Regions from separate parts of the Homo sapiens genome. Here region 1 is linked to region 2. The links are chromatin loops, found by intact Hi-C in ENCODE. Cell type or tissue: dorsolateral prefrontal cortex. All regions are shown on one strand. Links, peaks and the distances in the headings refer to the core of each region. The heading gives the core; the rest is flanking DNA. Region 1 has its middle 8.3 kb from the start of LINC02604. Region 2 has its middle 65 kb from the start of LINC03011.

Region 1 (8,331 bases), core at 309-8,308, 340 kb before region 2:
TCTGCCCTGTCTTGCAAGGCAGCCTCACTGCTTGCCCCTCTCCATTTTACCTGCTGTGGAGTCCAACTGAGCCTCATCTGTCCCTTGAATGCCCACTCTCTCTCTCTGCGAGCCTGCGAAGTGGGTGATGCCCTCTGCTTAGAATACGCTTCCCCTTATCTACTCTCTTCCTGGCTAGCTTCAGCTCCTCTGTCACTTGTCCGCTTTAGCACCACCTCCTCCAGGAAGTCTTCCTTGACTCCCTAGATTCTCAGGAGCATGGGAAGCGAGGTGCTCCTCCCATAAATGAATGGAGATTAGGGAGTGTGTGTTATTCATGTTTAATTCACCAGTGCTTACCTCAGTACCTGGCACAAAATAGTCATGGTGGTGGCCAAAGTATCACAGTGGTGGCCAAAGTAATGACCCCCCAACTGCTCATGTCCTATGTTACACCGCATAATTACATAGGAAGGGGGAATTAAGAGTACAGATGGAATTAATGTTGCTAATCAGCTGACCTTAAAACAAGATTATCCTGCAGTATCTGGGTGAGCCCATGTAATTACAAGGGTTCTTTAAATGTGGAAGAGGGAGGCAGAAGGTTAAGAACCAGAGACATTGGGCATAATGGCTCATGCCTGCATTACCAGTACTTTGGGAGGCCAACACAGGAAAATCCCTTGAGTGCAGGAGTTCAAGGCCAGCCTTGGCAACATAGCAAGGCCCATCTCTACAAAAAAAAAAAAAAAAGTCAAAATTCACCGAGTGTCATGGCACCAACCTGTAGTCCCAGCTACTGGGAAGGATGAAGTGGGAGGATTGCTTGAGCCTGGAAATCTGAGGTTACAATGAGCCATGATTGGACTACTGAACTCCATCCTGGGTGACAGAGCAAGGTCCTGCTTCTAAAGAAAAAAACAAAAGGACATTGGAATCAGGGTCCCCTCCATCCTAAGGTGCCTACAAGACATCTCTCTCTGCAAATGAGTGAACATCATCCTCCAGCTCCTCACAGAGTGGAGCAGCAGGAAAACTCCCTCACCTCATTTCTGTGCTGCTTGGGAGGCCTGGACAGCTCAATAACCAGCTCCTTGTGGAAGAACCAATTGGGAAATGGCTCGAGTTGAGCTAAGGAGAATTTGGTTCTTTCTTATGGTTCTCAATAGGCAGGGTAGGGGCCAGGCATGGTGACTCATACCTGTAATCCTTGCACTTCGGGAGGCCAAAGTGAGAGGATCGCTTGAGGCCAGGAGCTCAAAACCAGCCTGGGCAACATAGCAAGACCCGGGTGGCATGCACTTGTGGTCCCCACTACTTGGTAGGATAAGGTGGGAGGACTGATTACTTGATCCCAGGAGTTTCAGTCTGCAGTGAGCCATGATGATACCACTGCACCCCAGCCTGGCTGACAGAGCCAGACCATGTCTCAAAAAGTAAAAGAGACTATAGGCAAGCAACAACACATCTGGCTAATTTTTAAATATTCTGTTGAGATGAGGTCTTGCTAGGTTGGTCTAAAACTCCTGGCATCAGGCCAGACACAGTGGCTCATGCCTGTAATCCCAGCACTTTGGGCGGCTGAGGTAGGGGGATCACCTGAAATCAGGAGTTTGAGACCAGCCTGACCAACATGGCAAAACTCCGTCTCTACTAAAAATACAAAAATTAGTCGGGCAGTAGTGGCATGTACCTGTAATCCCAGCTACTCAAGAGGCTGAGGCAGGAGAATCGCTTGAACCTGGGAGGTGAAGGCTGCAGGCAGCTGAGATCACACCACTGCACTCCACTCTGGGCGAGAGTGAGATTCTGTTTCAAAACAAAACAAAACAAAAACCTCCTGGCATCAAGAGATCTTCCTGTCTCAGCATCCAAATGCCCCGGGATTATATTTTTTGTTTACCATAATTGAAAACACTTGTTCTTATACTGCTTTAAGGTATAAACGAAAAAAAATGGACAATAACAAATGTTGGTGAAGGCCAGGCATGATGGCTCAGCCTGTAATTCCAGAACTTTGGGAGGGTGAGGTGGGCAGATCACTTGAGGCCAGGAGTAAGAGACCAGCCTGGGCAACATGGTAAAACCCCATCACTACAAAAAAATATAAAAATTAGCCAGGCATGATGGCGTGTACCTATAATTCCCAGCTACTCAGGAGGCTGAGATGAGAAGATCATTTGTGCCTGGGAGGTCAAGGCTGCAGTGAACTGTGATGGCGTCACTGTACTGCAGCCTGAGAGACAGAGCAAGCCCCTGTCTAGAAAAAAAAAATAATGTCAGTGAAGATGTGGAGGAACTGGAACCCACATACATCACTGGTGGAAATATAAAATGGTGTAACCACTTTGGGTATTTCTTTTCTTGTCATTTTAATTGGATTTTTAAAAGAAAAATCAAGACAGGGTCTCACTGTCTTGCCCAGGCTGGTCTTGAACTTGTGTGCTCAACCCATCCTCTCAAATGAGCCTCCTGAGTAGCAGGGATTACAGGTGTGAGCCATTGCACCCAACTGGTGTAGCCACTTTAGAAAACAGTCTGGCAGTTTCCCAAAAGGTTAAATGTAAAATATAATGTAACAATTTCACTCCTAGGCATATATCCCAGAGAAATAAAAATATATGTCCACACAAAAACTTGTACTGTAATCTTCATAGCAGCATTATTCATAATAGCCAATACGTGGAAACAACCCAAATGTCCACCAACTGATAAATGGATCAACAAAATGCAGTGTGTCTCTACCATGGAATATTATTCAGCCATAGAAAAAATGAAATACTGATATACCCTATGACATAAAGGAACTTTGAAAACATTGTGCTAAGAGGGAAAAATGCCACAAAAGATCACCTATTGTACAATTCTATTTGTCCAGATTAGGTAGTGACAGAAAATGAATCCATGGTTGCCTGAGGCTGGGGGCAAAGGCAGGTTGGGGGAGTGGATGTAATGGCTAAGGGTGCAGATTTCTCTATAGAGTAATGAATGGTTCTAAAAGTGACTGCGGTGATCGATGCACAGCTCTGTGAATATTCTAAAATATTCTGAACTGCAGATTTCAATAAATTGAATGGTGTGTGAATCATATTTTAATAAAGCTATTATTTAAAAACATAATAATAAGGGGCTAGGCACAGGTGGTCATGCCTGCCTGTAATCCCAGCACTTTGGAAGGCTGAGGCAGGAGGATCACTTGAGGTCAGGAGTTTGAGACCAGTCTGAGCAACCTAACAAGATCCCATCTCTATGAAAAAATAAATAAGTAAATAAATAAATAAAAAATTAGCTGGGCATGGCGGCACATGTCCGTAGTTTCAGCTACTTGGGAGACTGACGTGGGAGGATGGCTTGAGGCCAGGAGTTTGAAGCTGTAGTGAACCATGATCATGTCACTGTACTGCAGCCTGGGCCACAGATCAAGATCTTCTCTCTAAAAAGGAAAGAAAAGAAATGCAAGTTTTTATCACTTTTTGAGTGTAGCCAAGTTTGAGGAGAAATAGATAAGAATAAAAGAGCACTGAATAATGATGGTTAGTGGCTGGTTAGGCTCAGCTGCCAGCTAAGTGGATTCTGAAAAATTTGTTAGTAAAGTTACAGCTCTGGGGACAGTCATGCAGTCAAACAATGAATGCTAAATTCATTACAAATGCCCATGGTCTTTCTTTACATGCCTTCTAGTGAAAAATTCCTAAGTGCCTGAATAGCAAGTCTGCAATGATAGCAGCTGTTTATTAAAGGCTACAAAAAAGAAATGGCATCTTCTTCAAGAATGACAAAGTGTTTCATGATAAAGAAGCTCTAATTTTGCATTTGTTCAAGTATTGATTAGATTTAGCCAATATGAAACCAATCTTGGATAAAGTGCAAACAACATAATTTCATTTTCTCATTAATCAAAACTGATTAGGTAGTCTAATGTCAATTCTGATCTTATTAAAAAGTGATCAGATAAAAAAAATTACGGAATGATGAAACCAATAAGATGTTACAACCTGTTCCAAGGAGAATTCCAAAACCCACACATATCTGAGACCATCAAGTATGAGGAAATATATCTGATTACTAAAATTAAAAATAAACTGATTATATAGCCAACAATAATTAGGCAGGGGTCTCCTCATCCACAGCCACACAAACTCAATCATGCAGCTATGTGGCTGCAAGGCCTCCATAGCCTAGAAGGGACTGGTCTGACTTGAAATTTCATTTTATTTGTATTTGTATTTTGAGACAGGGTCCCGCTCTGTCACCCAGGTTGGAGTGCAGTGATATAATCATAGTTCACTGCAGCCTCGTCCAACTGGACTCAAGAGATCATCCTGCCTCAGCCTACCCCTAACTGGGAATACAAGCAAGTGCCACCATGTCAGGCTATTCTTTTTTTTAATTTTTGTAAAGAGAGGAGTCTTGCTATGTTGCCCAAGCTGGACTCAAACTCCTAGCCTCAAGAGATCTGCCCACCTCGGCCTCCTGAGTAACTGGGGCCATAGGTACACAGCACCATGCTCAGCTGTATTTAGTTTACTGTATTAAATTTCTCTATTTTGTTTTTGTAGAGAGGATGTCTTGCTATGTTGCCCAGGCTGCTCTCCAACTCCTGGGCCTTAAAACATACTCCCATCTCTGCCTCTCAAACTGTTAGAACTACAGGTGTGAGCCACTGCACCTGGCCCGACTTGAGATTTCTTTCATCTAGCATCCTTTACTTGGTAGGATTGGGAAAGGCAGCAGTGTTTTTTAAAATTACTTAATAATTCCATTAGAATCAAGCTCAACCTTGACCCCTGCCTTATCTCACAGCCCACACCCAGTCTGTCAGGAAATCCTATTGGCTGACTTCAACATCTATCCAGGTTCTGACCATCTCTCACCACAGCCATGACCCTGGTCAGGACCACTACCATCTCCCACCTGGATGCTGACACAGCTTGGCCCCCATGCTTCTACCCAAATCTTCCCACAGTCTTTCTCAACTCAGCAGCCAGGGGGTGCTTTTAAATCAGGAGACAGATCATGTCGCCTCTCTACTCAGAACCCTCCTGCAGTTCCCATTTCAGTCAGAATAGAAGTCAAAGCCTCAGCAATAGCCTCCCAGGGCTTACACGATCTATACTGATCACCGCCTAGCAACTCCCTGGCCTGCTCCCTTACTTCTCTCCCTCTCTCTCTCTGCTCCACTGGCCTCCTTCCAGAGCCTCAGACTCACCAGGGAGTCTCCTAATGCCTTTATCCTGTTGATTCAGCCTACAACGCTCTTCCCTCAGCACCTTGGCCAGCTCCATCACCTGCTTCAAGCTTTTGCTCAATTTTCACTTGTGAGGCCAACCCTCACCACTCTATTTAACATTTCCATCTGTCATGCGTCCTTCCTTTCTTCCTTCCTTCCTTTCCTTCCTCCTCCCTCTCTTCCCTCCTTCCCTCCCTCTTTTTTTCTTTCTCTCTTTTCTCTTTCTTTCTTGAAAGAGGGTCTTGCTTTATTGCCCAGGCTGGAGTATAGTGGCTCAATCACAGCTCACAACAACCTCAACCTCCCAGACTTAAACAATCCTCCCACCTCAGCCTCCCTAGGAGCTGAGACTACAAGTGCATACCACAACATCTGCCTAATTTAACAAAAATTTTTTTCAATAAGAAGTCTCACTATGTTGCCCAGGCTTGTCTTAAATTCCTGGGCTCAAGCGATGCTCCCCATCTCAGCTACCTGAAGTGCTGGGATTACAGGTGTGAGCAACTGCCCCTGGCTCATGTTCGTTTCTTCTTGCTGCTGCAACAAACTACCCTATATTTAGTGCCTTAAAACACCAAAAATCTGCCATATTATAGTTCTGGGAACCAGAGGCCCAAACTAGGCCTATTAAGGCTAAAGTCAAGGTGTAAGAGGGGCTGCATTCCTTCTGGAGGCTCTAGAGAGAATGTGCTCCCTTGTCTTTTCCAGCTTCTAGAAGCCACCCCATTCCTTGACTCACCTTGAAGATAGCCCCTGACTCCATCTTGAAGGCCAGAACTGCAACATCTTCAAATCTCCCTCTCTGACCTCTTCTTCCATCACCACATCATCTTCTCTAATTCTGAGAATTAATGAAATATTATGCTTGATGTTATTGTGATCATCATACCTATTCCAAACTATTTGACAAGGACAGTGATGGATGATAACATCAAAAGATTAGAAACTGTAATGAGGTCTCTTGGGCAAAATTCCATACAAGCAAATTACTGTCTCTCCAAAGCACTCCTGCCACTCTTACTTCACCATTCCCTGAACAAAATGTGCCATCTTCATTGTCCAGGTCTTTACAGTGCTGGTTTCCCCACCTGGACAGCCCACTCCATCCCATCCCAGCCCATTCCCCATCCCTCCACCTCCTCCTTCCCTCCTCACTCTCATACAACTCTTCCTCATCTTTCAGGACCCAGCTTCAATGTCAACTTAACTGGAAGCTTCTCTCACCCTCCAGAAGTGCTTTCCATTGTTCTTGATGTATGCACTATTATTTGATCATTTTTTAGTTACAGTCCAAGTCTTTTTGTACCTGAATAACATGTTGCCCAGTCAGTCTCTCTTCCTGGACTCTGACGTCTTTCATGGTAGATCCAGCTGGAAGTGACAAAAAGACATCCTTTAAAAAAAAAAGGAGGGATGAAACAGACATCAGTACTTAAAAGTTTTAAATGGTATGTGAAAAGCAAACAAAATTCAAGGGCTTCTAGGAAAAACGTAGGATGGAAGGTGTTAGTGGGAAATATGATAAAGGGTTAATTTTTATTTTATTTTATTCTTTGAGAAAGGGTCTTGCTCTATTGCGTGGGCAGGACTGCAGTGATATAATCACAGCTCATGGAAGCCTCTACCTCCGGGGCTAGAGCAATCTTCCCACCTGATTTTTATTTTATTTAAGAAACACAGTCTTACTCTGTTACCAAAGCTGGAGTGCAGTGGTGTGATCATAGCTTACTGCAGCCTCAACCTCCTAGGCTCAAGTGATCCTCCAGTCTCAGCGTCCCATGTAGCTGGGACTACAGGTGTGCACTGCAATGTCCAGCTCATTTTTTAAAAAATTTTAATAGAAACAAAGTGTCACTCTGTTGACCAGGCTGGTGATGATCTCCTACCCTCAAGCAGTTCTCCCACCTCAGTCTTCCAAAGTGCTGGGATTACAGGTGTGAGCTGCCACATCTGGCTGAGGGTGTTAATTTTTAATTATATAAAGAGTTCAAAGCAAACATTAGAAGGAGCCTAAACGCCTACAGTGGCTGACTGGTAAACTGTGATACATCTATATAATAAAATATTATGCAACCATGAAAAGGAGTAAGATAGATCAATAGGTATTGGCATAGATGTCCACGAAATATGAAAATGTGAAGTGATGTCCAATTAGCCTATATGTATCTTGAAGAATATGGCCCATTTTTGCAATAGCAATTATTTCCTGAGATAAAATTGTGGGTCTAAAGAGTGAAGGAAAATTTTCACTTCTTTATTTAAAAGTATTTACTATTTTTATAATTTCATAAAAAATAGATAATCAAATTAGTAAAAGACTCATTAACTCTATAAATAAAGGGAAAAGACACAGACAGCCCAGGCATGGTGGCTCACACTTATAATACCAGTACTTTGGGAGGGGGTGGTGGGAGGATCGCTTGAGGCCAGGAATTCCAGAATACCCTGGGAAACATAGCAAGACCTCGTCTCTACTAAAAATAAAAAAAATTAGTCAGGTATGGTTCCATGTGCCTATAGTCTCAGCAACCGAGGTGGAAGGATCACCTGAGCCCAGGAGGTCAAGGCTGCAGTGAGTCAAGACTGTATCACTACACTCAAGCCTCGGCGACAGGGTGAGACTTGGTCTCAAAAATTAAAAAAGGACAATGAAGAAATAAAGCTGATAAGCTAACACAAGGAAAGATATTAAAATATGACAAATAAAAATAAAGTAATACTAGGTATTTTATTTATTAAAAATAGTCAAACAAAAAATAACTTGTTAAATTATAATACCCTGTGCCGGCAAAGGTGCAATGAAATGTGCATTTTCTTTTTTTTTTTTTTTTTTTTTTTTTGAGACAGAGTCTCACTCTATTGCCAGGCTGGAGTGCAGTGGCGTGCTCACTGCAACTTCCAACTCCTGTGTTCAAGCGATGCTCCTGCCTCAGCCTCTCGAGTAGCTAAAATTACAGGCACAGACCAGCACGCCCAGCCAATTTTTGTATTTTTAGTAGAGACGGGGTTTCACCATGTTGGCCAGGGTGGTCTCGATTTCTATCTCGTGATCCACCCACCTCAGCCTCCCAAAGTGCTGGGATTACAGGCATGAGCCACTGCGCCTGGCCTGAAATGGGCAA
Region 2 (8,331 bases), core at 57-8,056:
GCGCTCCAGCCTGTGTGAGAGAGCAAGACTGTGTGTGGGGGTTGGGGAGTAGATTAGAACATGTATTTCAGCAGTGGAGAGGAGCTAAAATTGAACTATCGAAAAATTGTTTTGCTCTGGTACAGTGGCTGACACCTGTAATTCCAGCACTTTGGGAAGTCAGGGCAGAAGGATCACTTGAGCCCAGGAGTTTGACACCAGCCTGGGCAACACAGTGAGACCTTGTCTTATTATTTTTTTTTTTTAAAGAAAATTGAAAAGTTGGTTTTTGTTTCTGTTTTGTTTTGTTTGAGATGAAGTCTCACTCTGTTGTCCAGGCTGGAGTGCAGTGGCACCATCTCGGCTCACTGTAACCTCTGCCTCCCGGATTCAAGCAATTCTCCTGCCTCAGCCTCCCAAGTAGCCAGGACTACAGGTGCACACCACCACGCCCAGCTAATTTTTGTACTTTTATTAGAGATGGGGTTTCACCCTATTGGCCAGGCTGGTCTGAAACTCCTGACCTCAGGTGATCCATCTGCCTCAGCCTCCCAAAGTGCTGGGGTTACAGGCGTGAGCCACTGCACCCGGCCAAAAGAATTGTTTTTAATGACCGGGTAAAAGGCTTAATTGTATTAACTTTTTAAAAGTCTGTGCGATAAAAAATAAAACTCAGATAAAGTAGAAGGCAACAGTGGGAAGTCATGAATATAAATAAGGGCTTAATATAGTGAAATATCTAAACTTTATTAAAGGTAGTACCTAGGCTTTTTTTTTTTTTTTTTTTTGAGATAGAGTCTCACTCTGTTGCCCAGGCTGGTGCAATCTCGGCTCACTGCAACCTCTGCCTCCCGGGTTCAAGTGATTCTCCTGCCTCACCCTCCCAAGTAGCTTGGACTACAGGTGGTGCCACCACGCCCGGCTAATTTTTTGTATTTTGTTGTAGAGACGGGGTTTCACTGTATTAGCCCAGATGGTCTCAGTCTCCTGACCTTGTGATCCACCTGCCTTGGCCTCCCAAAGTGCTGGGATTATAGGCATGAGCCACCCCACCCAGCATACCTAGGCCTTTATAGATGAGGGATCAATTTTAGTTCAAATAAATGGCACGTATATGGGTAACTAGTTGATAGTAACAAGGGCTGCAGTCAAGGTAATCAAAAAGTGCCATGAGTGCTTAGCCATTTTCACTGAGGGAATGAGGTGACTGCCCCTGACCCCGAGTGTCCTGCCATCCTTTTAGAGTTAAGCCAGACAGTTAGGCTGCTGCAGGCTTCCACAGGATGTATTGGCCCTTGGCGTGTGATGTCATTGGCCTGTGGTAGATGGGGTCTGTGACAACCAGTCCTGGGGGTTTGTTCTCAGCCTTATTCATGCTCTTCTATCGTGACATCCTTATGAGAACCCTTGGGAGAAATTTTTGATTTTGGTGTCAGAATTTCACCTGAAGGATTGGTTTGCTTTCATCTTTTGAACCCTGAGTTATGTAACTGTTTTCATCTTAGTGATGATTGCTAAAAAGTTTAGTTAGAGACAGATAGATGTATGGGCTGACTCTTGACTAATTTAGACATCTTCCAGGAAAACATTTCTGTCTTGTCATCTGTGGCTCTGCCTGTGGGGTTTCTCCATGTTTCTTTTGTTTGTTTGTTTTTGTTTACTTATTAAATTATTATTATTTTTTGAGACAAAGTCTCTCTCTTGTCCCCCAGGCTGGAGTGCAATGGCGCGATCTCGGCTCACTGCAACCTCCACCTATTGGGTTCAAGTGATTCTCCTGCCTCAGCCTCCCAATAGCTGGGATTACAGGTACGTGCCACCATGCCTGGCTAATTTTTGTATTTTTAGTAGAGACAGAGTTTCACCATGTTGGCCAGGCTGGTCTACGAACTCCTGACCTCAGGTGATCTGCCTGCCTCAGCCTCCCAAAGTGCTGGGATTACAGGGTGAGCCACCGTGCCTGGCCTATTGTTTATAATTTTTAAAAAATTGTTTAATGCCTATCTATCTATATTTACTAGAGATGGGGTCTCACTATGTTGCCCAGGCTGGTCTCGAGTTCCTAGGCTCAATCGATATTCTCCCTCATCCTCCCAGAGCATTGGTATTACAGTTGTTATTCTTTTTATTTTCTAGTCTGTTATGCTGAATTGCATTTATCTTTTAAATAGACTTTAAATATTCTTTGGCAGAAAGTGAGGAATAAATACATATATTACACCTATAAAATCAGTAAAACGAAATGAAAATTATCAAGCCCAATGTTGTAAGGGCCATAGGGAAATAAGCGCGTACACGTGGTTAATGACAGTGTGCACCGAGTTTCTGAGGAGTGTGGCTAGCAATAGACACTTAGTGCTATAACATTGATTCTTTTTTGTTTTTTGTTTTTTTTTGTTTTTTGAGATAGAGTCTCGCTCTGTCACCCAGGCTGGAATGCAGTGGTGCGATCTCGGCACACCGCAAGCTCCACCTCCCAGGTTCACACCATTCTCCTGCCTCAGCCTCCGGAGTAGCTGGGACTACAGGCGCCCGCCACCACGCCTGGCTAATTTTTTGTGTTTTTAGTAGAGACGGGGTTTCACTGTGTTAGCCAGGATGGTCTCGATCTCCTGACCTCATGATCCACCCGCCTCAGCCTCCCAAAGTGCTGGGATTACAGTTGCGAGCCACCGCGCCCGACCTATTTATTCTTATTAAGCGGTTAATACCACTTTTGGAAATGTATCGCAGAGAAGTAACCCAAAAGAAGATAGTCCTTACAAAATTATTTATAGCTGCAGTGCACAACAGTGAAAAGAGGGGAAGCAACCCAAATGCACAGTGGTAGAGAGTCAAATAAGTCAGTTAATATAATGGAATGTTACAAAGCTACCAAAAAGGATTCAGTGGGTTAGATAAATAGAAATGTCCACAAAACATGTAAATTATCAAAACATGCATTAAATCTATTTAAGAATATGTAGATATAGCAAAAAGAATGAGCTGGTCATGGTGAGACTGCTAGGTGGGAAGGGGTCCTGGGAAAAACCCCAACCGGCCTGTACACTGGGGTGGAGCCCCCCGGAAAAACTCCAACCGGCCTGTGCACTGGGGTGGAGCTTCGGGAAGTGGCGCAGTCTTTTGTAGCAGGGAGGAGCCTGGCCCCTCTTCTTTCTGTGTAGAACCTGGGATTCTAGCTGCTGGCAGGAAGCACTGTAGCAGAGACTCTGGCCTTGTGAGAGTCCTTCTTTCCCCCTTTTCTTCCTTTTCACTCAATAAAACCCTGTCTTACTCACCATTCAAACCGTCTGCCAGCCCGGGGCAGACACTCTTCTGTCTCCTGCTTCCAGTCCTGTAAAGATGCCAGGATCTCCCAGGGCATGGCAGGCACCCTCAAAGGTAGACGTGATTGAGGCCCTAATGGGCTGTCTCCAGCCTGCTGACGGGGGTGGCGGCTTCTCCCGGGCTGCCGCTGGCCAACCCACTGCGCTGCAGTCCACCTGGTGCTGGGGCTGTGGTGCTAGGGCTGTGGGGCACAGTCCTTCAGGACCCACTCCCTTTCCTGCCCAGAAGATCCAGGCCTGGCGTCCTTATGTCCCCTGGAAAGCTCACTCCCATCCTCAGGGTAGGAGGGCAGTTGCACGCTGGGCTGGTTTGGGCGTGTCCTGGGACACCCCTGCAGGCCAGATGCAGCAGGGGATGTGGCTCTGAGGGGTTGCTGTGGGCAGGTTAGCGTGGAGCTGGGTTCTGGAAAGGAGTTGCCGTGCTGTCTGCCAGGACCCCTCCTCTGAGACAGGGTTGCCTTGTGGGACAGTGCCCCAAAGTGCCCTGGGCACGAGGGGTCCCTGCGCCCCCCACACACTGACCCCGCATTGGGGGGCCCTGCACCCCACACACTGATCCTGCATCGGGGGGCCCTGGACCATCCTTGATGTTGCCATGCCCCTAGCTCTGGTGGCACTGGGACCCTCCAGGATGGGCTGAGCAGGGGCCCCCTCCACCAGTGCAAACCCCAGCACCAGCGGGAGTGGGCCTAGGCAGGGGGTGCAGGGAGTGACACTCAAGGGGACCTGCCCCAGCCTCCTCTTGTACTCTGGGGGTTCTCGTTTTCCTTGGCTGAGGGAAGTGGCCTCTCCCCGCTGAAACCTGGGGTCAGGCTGAGTGTGGGAGGAAACGGGGGTGGGGAGTGAGCAGGACCCCAGACCTTGGGAATCCTGAGTTGGGGTGGGGGGGCAGGCTCTGCCTACGATGTGCCTGGGGGCCTGGGCTGAACCCCCTCCTGGGGAGCCAGGCTCACAGGTTGTTCTGTGGGACTCAACAGGGGACAGCGTCCTGGCCAGGGTGAGGAAGGCCATCACACCGGGGTCTGCGGGAGGCATATGCAGGCTAAGCTCTCACCTGCCTGGCCCCCCCCACCCCGCAATCTGCTGCAGCCATTCTCTCTGCCTTGGCCGGGACCCGAAGTCCGACCACCATTCCTGGGGCTCCCCTGCCAGGCGGGCACCCCCTGCTTAGAGGCCATCCCCACCCCCTCCATCTGCCCCTGTCCTAGTGACAGCCACCTGTCCTGGTGCCCTGGTTGAGGGGAGGAAGCTGTCCTTGCACCCCTGGTCTCGGGCGCAGCCTCAGCGCCGCATCAGAGCTGCCCGGCCCCCCTCTACTGGCCATTGTCGGAAGTGCAGCCCGGCGTGAGCATTGCCTTTCCCTGGAGATGGGACCCAGAGCAGCACCGCTGGAAACAGGGAGTCCCCCACTGTTCCTGACAGCGGCAGTAGCAATTGCGGACCATGCAGACTCAAGAGAGCCCCAGCCCATGTCAGCACCAGGAGCCAAAACCGAGTCAAGGGCTCGGTGCGGGGACCAGCTGGGGGCGGACCTGGGAAGCCTGGATGGCAAGTGGGGCAGGAAGGCGCCCACTCCGGGACTGCCTGGGCTGCAGGGGGTCTCCAGCCAGAGACGTTGGGTGAGACAGGGCGTCCGCCCTCGAAGGGCTGAGTGACAGAACTGCCCTGGGGTTCCGCCCAGCCCAAACGGGCTAGATGAAGGTGGAGTCCAGAGGCCTCCCCGTCCTGCTGGCTGAGGGCCTGGGCCTCAAACAGCTGCTTCATTATGAGCGCCGACTTCTGCTCCAGCTGCATGACGCGCCCACTCTTCTCGGTCACCTCCTGGGTGAGGCGTCGGTTCTGCTCCTTCAGCATAAGGATAGTCTGCTGCTGCCACCCCGGGAAGGAGGTGAACGTCAGGGCAGGGCAGAGGGGCCCGGAGGAGGACGTAGGTAGGGCCCGGCTGGCACCGGCCGCAGCCAGCAACTCCCCCACGCACCGGGCCACCTCCTGTACCTTAGGCAGTAGCCGCCCCAGTGGGTGGGGGCTCCCCGCAGGCCCAAAGTCGGCGCTGGCTCTGCTCTGGCCCAGGCGGCACTGGCGGTCCTGCACTGGTTGCAGCCGCTGCTGGTACCAGTCGCGACCCCGCCATCATCTCCAAACCCTGCAGCAGCACCACCTTCTCCTGCTCCAGCTCCTTCATCTGCTTCAGCAGGCCGCAGTCCACGCCGCTGGTGATGGTGAGCCTCCGACTTCCCTTCGGGCACGGGGGGCCAGTCGGACATCCCGAGTCCACCTCCAGGGCCCTGCAGGCCAATGAACCTGCGTCCGCGCTTGCGCTCTGGGTCCGCTCTGGCTCCGCGGGCAGGACGCCGCCTCGGCGGGGGGTGTACAGCTGCTCCGGGCTGCGGGCCGCGCCGCGCCGCCTGAACCTGGGCGGGGGCTTCTCCAGGACTGTCTGTGGCTCGTTGGCCAGCGTAAACGCCAGGCGCTGCAGCGGCTGGTCCCCAGGCTGGGCCGGGGCGCACGTGGGGTCCCGGGGGCAGCCGATGGCGCTCAGCAGCTAGGTGGGCAGGTCGGCCACAAAGCGCTCGAAGGTCAGGCAGCCACTGGCCGAGGCCACCTGGCGCAGGCCCTCCAGCATCCCACGGGGCAGCTCCCGCGTGTCGGCCCCCCGCCAGCGGGACTGGCTCTGGCGCAGGTGCACGCAGCCGCCCCGCGGGTCGTCCAGGATGTCCAACAGGGTGCGCAGGCTCTGCAGGAAGGCGCACGGCAGCCCCTCCGTGCTGGGCGCGGGCGCGGGCGCGAGGGGGAGGCACGTGGCCCCGCTCAGCCATGGCAGCCCCAGCCATGGGCGCCCGGGCTCGGTCCCAGCGTCCACCCGCGTCCGTCCCCGTGCGGCCCCACGGCGGGGCCAGCCCAGCCCACAGCAGTCTCAACCTCTCGGGCTCAAGCCATTTTTCTGCCTCAGCTTTTCGAGTAGTTGGGACTACAGCCACGCACCCCTACGTGGGCTAATTTTTGTATTCTCGCATCCAGTACAAAGATGCTTTTTGTAGTAGCCACATTTCTAAAAAGCGGTATGCAAATTGAGATTGTCGAAAACATTCTAAAATGTAACAGAGGCACAGAAGCAATAAAAAGATTCTTTTATCAGACAACTTCTTCCTTCTCCGTGGAGCTCAGAGGCAGCTTACGTTGTGATTAGAAATGTGGGCTTGGCCAGGCGTAGTGGCTTACACCTGTAATCCCAGCACTTTGGGAGGCCAAGGCGGGCAGATCACCTGAGGTCAAGAGTTCAAGACCAGCCTGGCCAACATGGTGAAACACTGTCTGTACTAAAAATACAAAAATTAACTGGGCGTGGTGGTAGGCGCCTGTAATCTCAGCTACTTGAAAGGCTGAGGCAGGAGAATCGCTTGAACCTAGGAGGCAGAAGTTGCAGTGAGCAGAGATCAGGCCACTGCACTCCAGCCTGAACAACAAAGAGTGAAACTCCATCTCCAAAAAAAAAAAAAAAAAAAAGACTGTGGGCTTTACAGTCAGATAGACATGGTTTCAAATTCCCACCCTGCTACCTGCTGTCTGTATGATCTTGGGCAAATCATTTAACTTCTCTGAACTTCAGCCCCCTCATCACTAAAATGGATAATATTAATAAGAGTATCCATTGTGGCTGGGCGTGGTGGCTCACGCCTGTAATCCCAACACTTTGGGAGGCTGCCTGAGGCAGGCGGATCACCTGAGGTCGGGAGTTTGAGACCAGCTGGCCCAACATGGAGAAACCCCAACTCTACTAAAAATACAAAATTAGCTGGGCATGGTGGCACATGCCTGTAATCCTAGCTACTCGGGAGACTGAGGCAGGAGAATCACTTGAACCTGGTGGGTGGAGGTTGCGGTGAGCCAAGATTGCACCATTGCACTCCAGCCTGGGCAAAAACAACGAAACTCCATCTCAAAAAAAAAAAAAGAAAAGAAAAAAAGAAAAAATAAGAGTATCTATTGCATAATCTTAGGATTAGAGAAATGTGCTTGTAGGGTACACTGTGTAGTACTTGGCTTATGGGTCTGTTTTCCGTGAGTATGAGATCATATTTACTAAGTTATTATACACTAAGTTAACTGCTGGAAAGGGGGTTAGTGAGGATTCCTTCATAACTTTAGAGATGAAACATGATTTTCCTATTGCTTCTTTTTTGTGATTCTTTTCTCATGGGAAATACTGTCTTTTCTGCTTTGTAGATATTGAAATGGATTCCAGGCGTGTGCCTCGAGACAAGCTGGCCTGCATCACCAAGTGCAGCAAGCACATCTTCGATGCCATCAAGATCACCTAGAACGAGCTGGCGTCAGCAGATGACTTCCTCCCCACCCTCATCTACATTGTTTTGAAGGGCAACCCCCATGCCTTCAGTCTAATATCCAGTATATCACGTGCTTCTGCAATCCAAGCCGACTGATGACTGGAGAGGATGGCTACTATTTCACCAATCTGGTGAGTAAGTGAGTTCTTGGCGTTGTGGAGAAGGACTAGGAAGGTGGTGGTTTTGGGGATGTGATAGGTCACTCAGGCCCATGACAGGTGAATGCTTCTGTGTGAGAAGGCAGCACGGCTGAGGAAGCTCACTTTGCATCAGGGAGCACAAGGACCAGGCCGTACAGACACTCCGCCTCCCCGCACTTGATCAGAGATTGTGTTTATCCTACAGAAACAGATGACATGTGTTGGGCATCACTCCCCACGGTCCTGGGTAGAAGAGTCCTTCACTTGGCAGGGCTTTTTCAACCAATGAATAAGGCAAATTATATATAAGTTAATAATGCCATTTCGAACCGAGACAGATGGCAGCTAAATGAAGTTTAATTAAAGAATGAGCGCTGGGGCCCTTTTTATTGGGTACTGCATCTACTTCGACCACAAAAGACGAAGTGACCCCAACTTCAAGAACAGGCTTTGAGATGGAAGAAAGAAACAGAAGCTTGCCAAGGAGAGAGCTGGGCTTTCCAAGTTACCTGACCTTAAAGATGCTGAAGCTGTTCAGAA

The links. Peaks named below come from ENCODE experiments on the same cell type or tissue, not always from the same donor. Only the 100,000 strongest peaks of a DNase experiment are listed, where the experiment ranks them.
Region 1: it touches region 2 in a loop (3-fold over the local background); 6 of 110 quality-filtered maps call a loop at or near these places.

The regions. Positions count from the first base shown.
Region 1 is chr7:66,891,636-66,899,966 of GRCh38, reverse strand. No RefSeq gene overlaps it. Among named protein-coding and RNA genes, the nearest start is that of LINC02604, 8.3 kb to the left of the region's middle. In dorsolateral prefrontal cortex, for the core only: a CTCF peak has its summit at 4,981; no DNase peak of the experiment used is centred there.
Region 2 is chr7:66,554,036-66,562,366 of GRCh38, reverse strand. It overlaps the pseudogene RABGEF1P1 and the pseudogene SAPCD2P3. Among named protein-coding and RNA genes, the nearest start is that of LINC03011, 65 kb to the right of the region's middle. RefSeq lists silencers at 2,961-3,193, 4,531-4,640 and enhancers at 3,220-4,035, 4,036-4,851. In dorsolateral prefrontal cortex, for the core only: CTCF peaks have their summits at 4,426 and 4,632 (motif pointing left); DNase peaks (open chromatin) are centred at 3,346 and 4,626; H3K4me3 peaks cover 733 bases; H3K27ac peaks cover 2,503 bases.